Linked DNA regions of Homo sapiens: region 2 is linked to region 1. Evidence: read pairs that join two places in POLR2A ChIA-PET (ENCODE). Cell type or tissue: Panc1. All regions are shown on one strand. Links, peaks and the distances in the headings refer to the core of each region. The heading gives the core; the rest is flanking DNA.

Evidence for each region. Peaks named below come from ENCODE experiments on the same cell type or tissue, not always from the same donor. Only the 100,000 strongest peaks of a DNase experiment are listed, where the experiment ranks them.
Region 2: POLR2A ChIA-PET joins it to region 1 with 17 read pairs; 2 of 35 experiments call an interaction of 5 or more read pairs at or near these places.

The regions. Positions count from the first base shown.
Region 1 is chr1:23,156,426-23,164,473 of GRCh38, reverse strand. All of the region lies in intron 1 of LUZP1 (leucine zipper protein 1), which reads left to right. It also overlaps the pseudogene RNU6-514P and the pseudogene RNU6-135P. Among named protein-coding and RNA genes, the nearest start is that of LUZP1, 8.4 kb to the left of the region's middle. In Panc1, for the core only: no CTCF peak of the experiment used is centred there; no DNase peak of the experiment used is centred there; H3K27ac peaks cover 316 bases.
Region 2 is chr1:22,926,474-22,933,101 of GRCh38, reverse strand. No RefSeq gene overlaps it. Among named protein-coding and RNA genes, the nearest start is that of LACTBL1, 43 kb to the left of the region's middle. RefSeq lists a silencer at 2,540-2,724. In Panc1, for the core only: CTCF peaks have their summits at 2,389 and 2,601 (motif pointing right); a DNase peak (open chromatin) is centred at 2,631.

The sequences.
Region 1 (8,048 bases), core at 1,381-6,380:
GTCACCCAGGCTGAAGTGCAGTGGTGTGATCTTGGCTCACTGCAAGCTCCGCCTCCCGGGTTCACGCCATTCTGCCTCAGCCTCCCGAGTAGCTGGGACTACAGGCACCCGCCACCATGCCCGGCTAATTTTTTGTATTTTTAGTAGAGATGGCATTTCACCGCGTTAGCCAGGATGGTCTCGATCTCCTGACCTCGTGATCCGCCCGCTTCGGCCTCCCAAAGTGCTGGGATTAGAGGCGTGAGCCACCGCGCCCAGCCGGTGACTATTTTATAAGCCCTTCTCTCACCCATGGATTTGTCTGAGAATGGAAACTTTTTTTTTTTGCTCTGCCCGAAGCAAAGGAATTCTTGTTAAATCCACCATTGGTCCTCCGTATACCATTAGGAAATAATAATTAAAATAACCCTTTAGATCTACTCAAAGGGGTGACTATAATAGTGTTCCCTCCTTGAGCGGGGGACATGCTAATCTTCTCTGTATTATTCCAGTTTTAGTATTTGTGCTGCAGAAGTGACTACTCTGTTCACCTTTGAAAAAATAATAACTCTATGAGGTAGTCATTATCCTTATTTTATAAATGAGGGAACTGAGCTCAGAGCAGTTAACTGCCAGAGCAAGTGAGGGGCAGACCATTGATTCGAGCTCAGGTATGATTGATGCTCAGGTTTGGGGTCTATGTCATTACACTCTCAGTTGTATGGGAGTGGAGGGTCAAGGGAAGAGCTTGAAAATACCATATTAAAATATGAGCCACAACATGACAAGCATTGCTAACCTTTTTAGGCATTGCTGTTGTCATCTATGACTTTCTTAATTTCTGGAGATTCCTCCTTATGTTCTAAGGAATTGATAGTTAATCCTTTAGTATTGCACAACTTCCTTCCCAGACTCAGCATTTTTTTTTTTTTTTTTTTTAAGAGACGGGATCTCACTCTTTCTCTCGATCTGGAGTATAGTGGCAGTCATAGCTCACAGCAGCCTTGAACTCCTGGGCTTAGGCAGTTCTCCTTCCTCAGCCTCCGATTAGCTGGGACTACAAGTGTGCACCACCATGCCCAGCTAATTAAGAAACATTTTTTTTTTTTTTGTAGAGATAGGGTTTTGCTTTGTTGCCCAGGCTGGTCTTGAACTCCTGGGCTCAAGCGATTCTCCCACCTTGGCCTCCCAGAGTGTTGGGATTACAAGCATGAGTGGCACCTGGCCCCAACATGCTTTTTTTTTTTTTTTTTTTTTGAGAGAGTCTCACCCTGTCACCCAGGCTGGAGTGAAGTGGTGTGATCTCGGCTCATTGCAACTTCCACCTCCCGGGTTCAAACGATTCTTCTCCCTCAGCCTCCCAAGTAGCTGGGAGTACAGGTGCCTGCCACTACACCCAGCTAATTTTTGTATTTTTAGTAGAGACAGGGTTTTACCATGTTGGCCAGGCTGGTCTCGAGCTGCTGACCTCGTGATCCGCCTGCCTCGGCCTCCAAAAGTGCTGGGATTACAGGTGTGAGCCACCGCACCCAGCCTTATTCTTTATTAACATGGTACTTTGTATCACTGGCTGTTTGAATTACTCCTCTGAAAGCTTCTACCCGGGTAATCTTTCATTCAAGACCTGCCGTATTTGCATGTGCCCCTTTATACCGTTTGTTTCTTTATTTTTACAAAAAAATTTAAAAATATGGACTGCTTTATGAATTAGCATGTCATCCTTGTGCAGGGCACATACTAATCTTCCCTGTACCATTCCAATTTTAGTATTTGTGTTGTGGAAGTGAGCACTCTATTCCTGTTTTTATCTGGACAAAATAGTATTTTAAAAATGTATTATGGGCTGGGCTAACATGGTGAAACCCCGTGGCTACTAAAAATACAAAAAATTAGCCAGGCATGGTGGCAGGCACCTGTAGTCCCAGCTACTCGGGAGGCTGAGGCAGGAGAATGGCGAGAACCCAGGAGGCAGAGCTTGCAGTGAGCCGAGATCACGCCACTGCACTCCAGCCTGGGCAACAGAGCGAGACTCCGTCTCAAAAAAAAAAAAAATAAAAGTATATTACGTTATTAAAAACTTTATGATTGAAGTATATAATACATATACAGAAAAATGCATGTAAAAGTGGAATTTGATGTTTTTTTCCCACAAACTGAATATACCCATGTAAGCAGCACCTAGATCTAGATCAAGAAACAGCGTTACCAGTACCTAGAAGCCCCTATCCAGTTCCCTTTCAGTTCCTGTCTCCCCTCTACCACCCAGGGTAATCACCATCCTGACTTCTGACAGCATAGATTATTTTGCTCTTTTTTTGTACTTTTGTAAAAATTGAATCATATAGTATATATTGTTTGTGGTCTGGCTCCTTTTATTTAACACTAATGTGACCGTGCAAAAATTTTTAGTGGTTTTTAGATTTGGAATAAAATTCAAATTTCAGCTTTTTTTTTTTTTTTTTTTTTTTTTTGAGACAGTCTCGTTCTGTCGCCCAGGCTGGAGTGCAGTGGCGCGATCTCAGCTCACTGCAACCTCCACCTCCTGGGTTCAAGCCGTTCTCCGCCTCAGCCTCCCAAGTAGCTGGGATTAAAGGTGCCTACCACCACGCCTGGCTAATTTTCGTGTTTTTAGTAGAGACGGAGTTTCACCATGTTATGTTGGCCAGGCTGGCCATGAACTCCTGACCTCTTGATCCACTCACCTCAGCCTCCCAAGGTGCTGGGATTACAGGCGTGAGCCACTGTGCCTGGCCATTTCAGTTCTTTATTTTGACCTATAATGCCCTGTATAGCCCGTCTCCTGGCTACTTTTCGGGTAGGCAATTGGCATTTTATGCCAATCTCATTGCCCATTATGCCTCTGTTACGCTAACTTCTTATTTTTATTCTTATTTTATTTAATTTTTAGAGATGGGGTCTTACAATATTGCTCAGGCTGGTCTCAAACTCCTGGCCTCAAGCTGTCCTTTGGCCTCCAGAGTAGCTGAGATTACAGGCATGAGCCACTGGCCTTATTTATTTTTAAACTCAGTGAGCTGTTTCCTACCTCAGGGCCTTTGTATGCATGGCTCTGTCTTCCTCGAACACTTCTTTTCCCTGCTCTTTGCATGGCTGCCTTCATGCCTGAGCTTATGTATAAATATCAGGGATACTTTTTCTCATCATCGTGTCTTGCTAGTCCTTTCCCATTATTCCCTATTACTGGCTTCTGTTGCCTCCTTTCATAGCACCTATTGCAATTTATGATTATATATCTGCGTGCATGATTATTATGTCTTCCCTGCTAGATTCCATGAAAGCAGAGAACTCATCTGTTTTGTTCTCCAGTGTATCTCTAGTGCCTAACACAGTGACTGACATAGAGTAGGTATTTAATAAATATTTAATGGCCATATTCCCAATTCAGCACCTTTGGTCCCATTATCTTTTGTCCTTTCCTCTTATGCTGTTTAACTATTTAAATCTTTTCCACCCCTCAAGACTGAGCTCAGTTCTCCCTCTTTGAAGTCTATCATGGTTTTGCAACAGTTAATCTTTCTTCTCTAAAATTTTATAGCATTTATTGCCAGTACCACCTTGTGTTCATGGAAAATCACACTATCACATATCTTATTTTACCTAGTTGTATCAAAAGCTTCTTATTTTCTCAGAAATCTTGTAGCTTGTTATGCCAGTACCCCTCATATTTTTGGTTAACTTGACCAGCTTCTATTAATATCTTAATTAGCTAATTTGACTGGAAGCTTCTCGATCAGAAGCTGTTTTAGCTAATGCCCTCCTCAGTTATTTTCACTGGCACATAGTAGGTCTTTAGTAGAGTTTTTGATGACCAATGATATTTATGTATAGGTAGCAATTTTAATTTCTTAAGCTTATTAACTTGGATTCTTTTTATTAGAATCCTGCTTAGTATTTTCTCTAATCTAAAGGCCGGGAGTGCACCAACTGCTTCCGGCGATATAGAGACTATTAGGGTGTGAAAGTACAGGAGTCCAGTCCTAATGCCACAAAGCAGATTCTCCTTTGGAACTTGTCACTGGTGTAGAATTAACTATGCAGAGTTCCTTCTTAGAAAAAATGCTTTATCAGTGCTTGTTTAATGTTCTCAGATTGGAATTACTAACAGAAACAAGACACTAGGTAGTACTTTATTTGAATTTTCTGTTGACTAACATTTTATTTTGATGTCAACAAAGCAAATCTTGAGCCAATTAAATCTGCTTAAAGCTGCTTTGTCTGATGGGTAAGCTCTCTCAGTAGTTACTCTTCCTCTTGTGTTAAAGGCAGAAGAATGTTCTATAAGCCAATTTAAATGCAAATTTAAATTAGTAGCAACTTAGTTGATTTAACTCAGTACATATTTCAAATTAAGTGGTAAATTTAAATTAGTTTTTAGGAGGTACCTACTGTGTATTTTAAATCAGTGATTATTTTGGCTTTTCTGATGAAACTACATCAGAATATTACAGGGTAATGTAGTAATTGGTTTGTTTTTGTTTTTGTTTTTTGAGACGGAATTTTACCCTTGTTGCCCATGCTGGAGTGCAGTGGCGTGATCTTGGCTCACTGCAACCTCCACCTCTTGGGTTCAAGCGATTCTTCTGTCTCAGCCTCCCGAGTAGCTGGAACTACAGGCGCATGCCACCATGCCCAGCTCATTTTTGTATTTTTAGTAGAGACAGGGGTTTCACCATGTTGGCCAGGCTGGTCTCGAACTCCTGACCTCAAGTAATCCGCCTGCCTTGGCTTCCCAAAGTGTTGGGATTACAGGCATGAGCCACCGCGTCTGGCGTGATACTGATATTATTAGCCATTGGCTATGTGACAGGCACTATCCTAAGCATTTTTCATACATTAGTTTATTTACTCATTCACTCAACAAATATTTATTGAGTACCTATCATGTTTCAAGCTCATAATCTCATGTATTCTTCACCACACCCATGAAGTAAGTATATAGTTTATTATTTTAACCCCATTTTACAGATGAGGAACTGGTACACACAGAAGCTAGATATCCAGTGTCACAAGCTGTTGAGGGTCAGATACTGAGGTTTTTTAAAAGAATGCCAGTTAGTGACATCTTTGGCATGAATTAATTCTATGCTAGATTTTTATCTTTGGGAGGGGAGCAGTAATCAAATTTTTTTTTTTGAGACAGAGTCTCGCTCTGTAGCCCAGGCTGGAGTGCAGTGGTGTGATCTCGGCTCACTGCAAGCTCTGCCTCCCGGGTTCACGCCATTCTCCTGCCTCAGCCTCCCGAGTAGCTGGGACTACAGGTGCCCGCCACCACGCCTGGCTAATTTTTTTGTATTTTTAGTAGAGATGGGGTTTCACCATGTTAGCCAGGATGGTCTCAATCTCCTGACCTCGTGATCCGCCCTCCTCAGCCTCCCAAAGTGCTGGGGTTACAGACCTGAGCCACCGTGCCTGGCCAGTAATCAAATTTTGAAGTCTCTGGTAAACTGTAGTCAAAATGATTAGAACAGAATGTGATAAGCTAAACTGAGATTACTTCTTCTCTTACCCCCAACCCATCTCTTTTTTTTTTTTTTTTTGAGATGGAGTCTTGCTCTGTCAGCTCACTGCAACCTCTGTCTCCCGGGTTCAAGGGCTTCTCCTGCCTCAGCCCCCTGAATAGCTGGGATTACAGGCACCTGCCACCACAGCTGGTGAATTTTTGTATTTTTAGTAGAGACGGTGTTTCACCATGTTGGCCAGGCTAGTCTTGAACTCCTGGCCTCAGGTAATCTGCCCACCTCCGCCTCCCAAAGTGCTGGGATTAAACGCATGAGCCACCATGCCTGGACCCAACCCTTTTTTTTTTTTTTTTTTTTTTTTTTTTTTGAGACAGAGTCTTGCTCTTGCCACTCAGGTCAGGGTGCAATGGCACGATCTCGGCTCACTGCAACCTCCATCTCCCAGGTTCAAGTGATTCTCCTGCCTCAGCCTCTCAAGTGGCTGGGATTACAGGCGCCTGCCACCATGCCTGGCTAATTTTTGTATTTTTAGTAGGCAGGGTTTTGCCATGTTGGCCAGGCTGGTCTCGAACTCCTGACCGCGTGATCTGCCTGCCTTGGCCTTCCAAAGTGCTGGGATTACAGGCGTGAGCCACTGCGCCTAGCCTAACCCATCTTTTACAAGAAAAATTTCACAGAACAACAAACAATATGGAAAGTCTTTATTTTGGAAAATCGCAGTTTATTCAAACCAAGGTGAACCGAGTATAAAAAGATGAGTGGATATAAATAACCATATTAAATACTGTGCCTTCAGGGGCACTCTGGAAGCAAATATAATGGAAGTATGAGTTTAAATGTTTAAATTAGACAATTTCAGTTGTTTTTCATTACTTTTCAGTATCATTTGACTGCTTTTACACAGATCTGGTATGATATTTCACATTTCCAATTTTGTTACTATGTAGTTTCATAGTCATCTCTGGGGCAACTGTAAGGTATTATGACTGCCTTTTTTTTTAAAGAGACAGGTTCTCATTCTGTTGCCCAGGCTGGAGTGCGGTGGCTCAATAATAGCTCACTACAACTTTGAACTCCTGGGCTCAAGCGATCCTCCTGCCTCAGCCTCCTGAGTAGCTAGGGCTACTAGTGCATGCCACCATGCCTGGCTAATTAAATTTTTTTTTTTTTGGTAGGGGCAAGATTTATGTATTATTTTTGTTTTGTTTTGTTTTGTTTTGTTTTGAGATGGAGTCTCCCTCTATGGCTCATGCTGGAGTGCAGTGGCGCGATCTTGGCTCACTGCAACCTCCGCCTCCTGGGTTCAAGCTATTCTTCTGCCTCAGCCTCCTGAGTATCTGGGATTACAGGCACCCACCACCACGCTGGGCTAATTTTTGTATTTTTAGTAGAGATGAGGTTTCACTGTGTTGTCCAGGCTGGTCTTGAACTCCTGACCTCAGGTGATCTGCCTGCCTTGGCTTCCCAAAGTGCTGGTATTATAGGCATGAGCCACCGTGCCTGGCGAGACAGGTCTTGATATGTTACCCAGGCTGATCTTGAATTCCTGGCCTCAAACGATCCTCCTGCCTCAGCCTTCCAAGGTGCTGGGATTATAGGTAGGCACCACTGTGCCTGGCCTAGGACGGCTTTTTAAAAACAAACATCAGAACTCTCCAAATGGGAAGTTATTTTTTTTTTATTGAGACAGGGTCTCACTCTGTTACCCAGGCTGGACTCCAGTGGCATGATCACAGCTCACTGCAGCCTTGAACTCCCGGGCCCTAGCAGTCCTCTCACTTTAGCCTCCCTAGTAGCTAGGACTATAGGCACGCACTACCACATCTACTAATTCTTGTATCTTTTGTTAGAAATGGGATTTTGGCATGTTGCCAGGCTGGTCTGCAACTCCTGGGCTCAGTGATCCTCATACCTTGGCCTTCCAAAATGTTGGGATTACAGGCGTGAGCCACTGCTCCCTGCCTTGGAAAGTTATGTATTTATTTTAGTGACATTTCCAAATTCTGAAATATTTGGTATATTTCTTTTGAATTTGTCTTTAGAGCATATTACGTGTTCTTAATTCTGGTAAGTCATCATTGTGCAGGTGCTTATATTTAACTTTTGGAGATAGGAAAGTCTGGTGAAGGAAGTGAGTGGTCAGCATTGTTTTTGGCCACAAATGAAATGTTATTCTAAAAGGTGGAGACTAGCATTTTGTGTGTGTGTGAGGTTTGTCTTTGAGAATCCTATAAATGGCACGTCAAAAAAGTTTTGAGTCTTGGCCACATGATTGGAAGATGCGCCCAGTCATCCCAATCCTTGGAAGGTCTTACCTCCCAAGATGGCGCCATTGAATAACAGCACTTGTTTTCAGTGCTGAAACCTCTATAAAACAAATCATGGTATGAATATGACCCATATTACAATTAAATTGGAATTCTCTTAATGAAAACATTAGGTTGTATTAATGTCACTGTGATTTTATTTATAACGTTAATAAATTAATATTGTTAAATTTTGTCTAAGAAAGGAACATGTTTAGTCTGCTGACAGGCAAATCTGTGTAGGAACAGATTCGAACTGAAGTATAATTAAAGGGTGAAATGT
Region 2 (6,628 bases), core at 660-5,659, 230 kb after region 1:
GACCCTTTAATGGTGCAATTCCAGACATTGGGGATAAGTGAGGGGCCCCTGGCACCCAGTGAATCACACCATTTAAGGACACTGGGGAAAGAAGGAAGGCAGCTGTTAGATAATTGTCATAGCAATCCCGAGGGTGGGGATTAGAAACCCCATTTTGCTCAGAGAAGTGAGCTGACTTGCCAAGGTCACAAGTTTATCAGTGGGATCCCAACACAGGTCTCTAGGTCTCTATAACTCTCTGTACCAATCCTTGTGGGATTTAGGAGTGTGAACTGAAGATGGGTTTATTGGGTCACCTGAGTGTGTGCTGGCTGGGCTGGGCACCTGTCATTCTCCCTTGGGCCCAGGGGCTCCTTCATGGCCCCTGAGGCTCACTCCAGAGTTAGTGACCCTGTAAAGCTGCGAAGAAGGATTCAGCCTCAGGCTGCGTTTGCCAGAAATTTGGTTTCTAAGAGGGAGGAGGAGGAAGAAGAAATTCTGTGTATCGCACTGAAGAGCTCTAGGGATGCAGAGAAGACATGGGGAGAGAAGATGCTGGAATTTTCTGAGAAGGGAGTTTGAAAATCTAGGAAACAGTTGAAAGAACTCAGCGTAAGAGCAAAATGTACCTGGGTGTTGCCCCAACCAGGCCACATTCAGCTTGACCTTCAGCGCTTGAGATACCCCATCTCTGTGAGCCTCAGTTTCCACCATTGTGAAATGGGAGAACAGCCCGGTGTTGCATGAGAGATAGTTCACACTGGATATTGAGAGCCAACTGGTACATTTCCAGGAATTTTGGGAGCCAGTTGTTAATGTCATCTTTAAAAATTAAATTCTAGGCCGGGTGCGGTGGCTCATGCCTGTAATCCCAGCACTTTGGGAGGCCGAGGGGGGTGGATCACGAGGTCAGGAGTTCAAGACCAGCCTGGCCAACATGGTGAAACCCCGTCTCTACTAAAAATACAAAAATTAGCTGGGAAGGTGACACGTGCCTGTAATCCCAGCTACTAGGGAGGCTGAGGCAGGAGAATTGCTTGAACGGGGCCCCGGGAGGCGGAGGTAGCAGTGAGCGAGATTGCACCACTGTACTCCAGCCTGGGCTACAGGTGAGACTCTGTCTCAAAATAAATAAATAAGTAAATAAAAATTAAATTCTGTAATAGAAATCACTTATGTCACTGAGGAATGAATGAAGTTCCAACATAATCTTTATTGTTTCACTTTTTTTTTGAGACAGGGTCTTAGCCTGTCGCCCAGGCTGGAGTGCAGTGGCACGATCATGGCTCCTTGCAGCCTTGACCTGGGCTCACATGATCCTCCCACCTCAGTCTCCTGAGTAGCTGGGATTACAGGCACATGTCACCATGCCCAGTTAATTAAAAAAAATGTTTTTTTTTTTTTTTTTTTTTTTTTTGGTAGAGATAGGGTCCCACTATGTTTCCCAGGCTGGTCTCAAACTCCTGGGCTCAAGCTATCCTCCTGCTTTGGCCTCCCGAAATATTGAGACTACAGGCATGAGCCATTGCACCTGGCCTATTTCACTTTTTATGTTTTTTTTTTTTTTTTTTTGAGACAGAGTCTTGCTCTGTTGCCAGGCTATAGTGCAGTGACACGATCTCAGCTCACTGCAACCTCCGCTTCCTGGGTTCAAGCAATTCTTCTGCCTCAGCCTCTCGAGTAGCTGGGACTACAGGCGCGCGCCATCATGCCCGGCTAATTTTTGTATTTTCAGTAGAGACAGGGTTTCACCATGTTGGCCAGGATGGTCTCGATCTCTTGATCTCGTGATCTGTCTGCCTTGGCCTCCCAAAGTGCTGGGATTACAGGCGTGAGCCACCACACCCGGCCTCACTTTTTATCTTACCTTCTTAACTTAAACAGGAATGTCAACCAGCATCCAGTAACTACAGTCGGAAGTTGGTTATTAAACCTGAAATAGTCCACCCTGGTAGTAACCATCTAGGTGGTCATAACATTCAGTGATGAAATATGATGGAGGTGTCATGGTTGGCGGGGTCCATTGGCTGACCCTCCCCAGACTGCCTCCAACAAACTCGCCATCTGAAGACAAACAGCACCCTGGCTAGGTAACTCCAACTGCAAGACCAGTCTCCTAGTTCTTCACCCCAGTGACTGGCTGCTCCCGAGTTCTTCATGTAGAGAAATTCTGAGGCCAGTAGCCTGGAGCTGGCATACATTATTATTACTATTATTTCTCATTTTTAAAAATTTCTGTAGAGACAGGGTTTCACCACATTGCCCAGGCCGGTCTTGAACTCCTGGCCTCAAGTGATGCTCCTGCCTTGGCCTCCCGAAGTGCTGGGATTACAGGTGTAAGCCACCGGGCCCAACCAGTATTATTAATTAATAAGTCAGAAGTGGGGCCTTTGAAAGGGGTACCCAGGGCAGCTGATAGGGGAATAATCTTTGATTCGACCTTCTCTGCTTCCTGCCCCATCACTGTATCTCTAGCTCCTCACACATTGGCCTGGCTCCCAGTCAGGGTAGGGGCGGGGGCAGGGAGTCAAATACCCACCGCTCCCCACCTACCCCAGGATATTATAAAATACTTCTCTCTGGGGCTCAGCTCCGGCCATTGCCTGCCCCATCCCCCAGGGGGCAGAACGGCTCCATGGAAAAAAGGCCAAACTCAGCCTCCATCCCTGCCCCGCCTCCCATCCCCCACTGTCAGTGCAGGGCTGCTTCTAGGGGGTCACAGGGAGTAGCGCTTACAGAGCCTTTACTATGTGCCAGGCTGTCTGCTGGGCACTGTGGCCACCCATTAGCCCTATTTAGCCCTCCCTACATAGTGTGGGCCTATTTAGCCCTCACGAAGGCCTTGCAAGGTGGAGGGTTAGCACTCCCAGCTTGACTCTCAGGCCATCAGGGAGACTTTCCACCCCCCTGCCCTTCCTGCCTCCTCCTCCTACCTGAGCCTCCCGAGTAGCTGGGACTACAGGTGCACACCACCACACCTGGCTAATTTTTTGTCTTGGTGTTTTTTTTTTTTGTTTGTTTTTTTGGTAGAGATGAGGTTTTGCCATGTTGCCCAGGCTGGTCTTGAACTCCTGGGCTCAAATGATCTGCCCCCCTCGGTCTCCCAAAGTGCTGAGATTACAGGTGTGAGTCACCACGCCTGGCTGGGTCTGAATTCTTGGTGCTTTTAATAACCATCTAGGATGATGCTGCTGACACCCTGCCCCTGGGTTCCTTGAGCTCCTTGCTTGCCATCTATCCTACCTCCTGTGTCCTGTGGTCATTCCCTTGACTTAACAACAGCAGCCTCTCAATCATCTTAATTTTAAGGACCCCGATTTCCAACTACTACCTCTCATATTCCTAAGTCACTTCCTCCAGCTTCCTCTTTCCAACAATCTCCCCCTGCACCCCAATAACAAATGCACTGGTCCCACACCTTTGCCTTGTCCTCATCCGTCATGCTGCCTTGCGCTCTGTACCTACCTTTGGCCCCAAGGTGTATTGCTATTGTCACTCATTTTTTTTTTTTTTTGAGACAGAGTTTCACTCTGTAACCCAGGCTGGAGTGTAGTGGCATGATCTTGGCTCACTGCAACCTCCGCCTCCCAGGTTCAAGCGATTCTCCTGCCTCAGCCTCCCAAGTAGCTGGGATTACAGGTGCACGCCACCACGCCTGGCTAATTTTTGTATTTTTAGTAGAGATGGGGTTTCGCCGTGTTGGCCAGGCCGGTCTTGAACTCCTGACCTCAGGTGATCCGCCTGCCTCGGCCTCCTAAAGGGCAGGGATTACAGCGTGAGCCCGCGCCCGGCCGCTATTGTCACCCTCGCATTTACTCTTATCTCCTTGGTTCCGCTCTGGCTTTGCCAGACTCATCTGGCTAAATCCCAGACTCCAGATTTACTCCTCTGCCTCCAGACTCATATATTCAATTGCCTGCTTGATGTTTAAGAGGCATCTCTAACTTATGTCTAAAATGGAATTCTCCATCTTCCCCTAAACCGGCTCCTCCTGCAGTCTGCCTCATTTTAGTTAGTGGCAGCTCCATGTTTCCTGTTGCTCAGGTCAGACACTTTGGAGGACTTTTTGGTCCCGTTTCTCTCACACCCACATCCAATCCATCAGCAAATCCTGCTGGCTTGACCTTCATACTGTGCCTGGAACCCATCGCTTTTCACCACTTCTGCTCCTGCTGCCCTGTTCCAAGCCACTCTCCTCTCCCTCTAGGGTTATTACCGTTATATCCTAACTGTCTCCCTGCTTCTCCCCTGGCTCCCCGTGATGGTTGGTTTTCTGTGTCATCTTGGCTAAGCTGTAGAACCCAATAATTCAAACACTAATCCAGGTGTTGCTGTGAAGGTATTTGTAGATGTAGCTCACATCTACAGTCAGTGGACTTTAAGTAAAGGAGATTATCCTCAGTAATTTGGGTGGGCCTCATCCAATCAGCAAAAGGCGCCTTAAGAACAAAATTGAGGTTTCCCTAAGGAAGGAGAAATTCTGCCTCTGTACTGCAGCATCAGCTCCTGCCTGAGAGATTCCAGCCTGCTGGTCCACCCAACGGATTCTGGATGTGCTAGCTGATTTGGGTAAGTCAATTCCTTGAAATAAATCTTTTAATGTATATCGTACCGGTTTTGTTTCTCTGGAGAATCCTGACTGATACATCCCCCCACCATCATTCTGCAAGGCAATCAGAGCAATCCTTTTAAAAGTCAGATCACGGCACTGGTGCTCTCAGACACTCCACAAGCTTTCATCTCATGCGGAGAAAAGTGCAAGTTCCCCTCATGGTCCACAGAGGACCCCAGCTCTCCATACTCTCCCCCTTATTCTTTCTGCTCCAGGCATCCTGGCCTCTTTGCGGATCCTTGAGCACTCCAGGCATCCTCTGGCCTCAGGGCCTTTGCTCCTGCTGTCCCCTCTGTCTGGAAAGCACTTCCCCGGTGAGCCACTCGCTTGCTCCCTCACCCTTTCAGCCATTTCTTTTTTTTTTTTTTTTTTTTTGAGACAGAGTCTTGCTCTGTTGCCCAGGCTGGAGTGCAGTGGTGCTATCTCAGCTCACTGCAACCTCCACCTCCCGGGTTCAGGTGATTCTCCTGCCTCAGTCTCCTCAGTAGCTGGGATCACAGGCATGCCTACCACATCCAGCTAATTTTTCTACTTTTAATAGAGATGGGATTTCGTCAAGTTGGCTAGGCTGGTCTCAAACACTTGGCCTCAAGTGATCCACCCGCCTTGGCCGCCCAAAGTGCTAGGATTACAGGTGCAAGCCACCATACCTGGCCCCCTTCAGTCATTTCTTTGTTCATATGTCATCTTCTCAATGAGACCTTCCCTGACCATCCTGTTTTTGTAAACTGAGGGATAATGTACAAAAATGTGTCTGGTGCACTAATCTTTGTGCCTGTTTTTTTTTTCTTTTTTACGTATGCCTGTACCTGTGCAACCACCAACTAGGTCAAGAAGTAGAACATTTCCAGCCCCTCTGTAAGGTTCCACTCCACACTTCCCAGAAGTAACTATTCTTATGAATTCTATCACCATTGATGAACTCTTCTTGATCTTCATACAAACGGGATCTTAGATTATGTGCTCTTCTGTGTCCATTCTGTCTATTTTAAAATTGCAATCCCGCTCAAGAACTCCCCAAAGCCTTTCCTGCTAATTTTTTCGTGGCCTCCTCCCCACCTAATATATTGTGTTTGATTGTTTAAGTGCCTATCTGCCCCTAGTAGGACATGAGCTCTGTGTGTGCAAGCGTTTTTGTCTGTTTTGCTCACTGCTCTATTTCCAGTACCTGGTGAACTGACCATCGCTTATGGGCAGCCAATAAATATTTGCTCAGAAAATAATGAATTAGGCTGGGTGTGGTGGCTCATGCTTGTAATCCCAGCACTTTGGGGGGCCGAGGTAGGCAGATCACTTGGGGTCAGGAGTTCAAGACCAGCCTGGCCAACACGGTGAAACCCCATCTTTACTAAAAAACAAAAAAACAAAGATTAGCCGGGTGTGGTGGTGTGTGCCTGTAATCCTAGCTACTTGGGAGGTTAAGGCATGAGAATCGTTTGAACCTGAGAAGCAGAAGTTGTAGTGAGCCGAGATTGCACCACTGCACTCCAGCCTTGGCAACAGAGGAGACTCCGTCTAAAAAATTAAAAAAATGAATTAATCTCCATTTTCTAGATGATGACATTGAGGCTTAGAGAAGTGAAGTGACTTCCCTGTGTCACACAGCATTAATGATGGAGACAGGATTTGAACTGTCATATACCTGAACCCAAAGACTGCTCTTAACCCGCTGTTTAGTCCATGGAACCCTCCCTGAATGTCTCCATGCATGAGAGTCTGTGCACATGTGTTCATGTGTCATCGTGGGTAGGAAGGTGAATGAGCACAAGGGTATTGATTTATTTGGAAATATTTTCTAAGTGCCTACTGTGTGTCAGCCACTGTGCCGGCACTGGGGAACTTCTTGGTTAGCAAAACAGACACATCTGTTTACTTGTGGCTGTATGTCTTTGTGTGTACGTGTGTTTACTGCAGTGGATGGATACATGCTTGTATGTGTGTGCTTATGTTGGGAGTGCTTGCCCCTCTCTGTTTGCAGGTGTCTTCTGTTGTGTGTGTGAGTGGAACTCTGTGTCCAAGTGTGGAGGGACCTGAGAT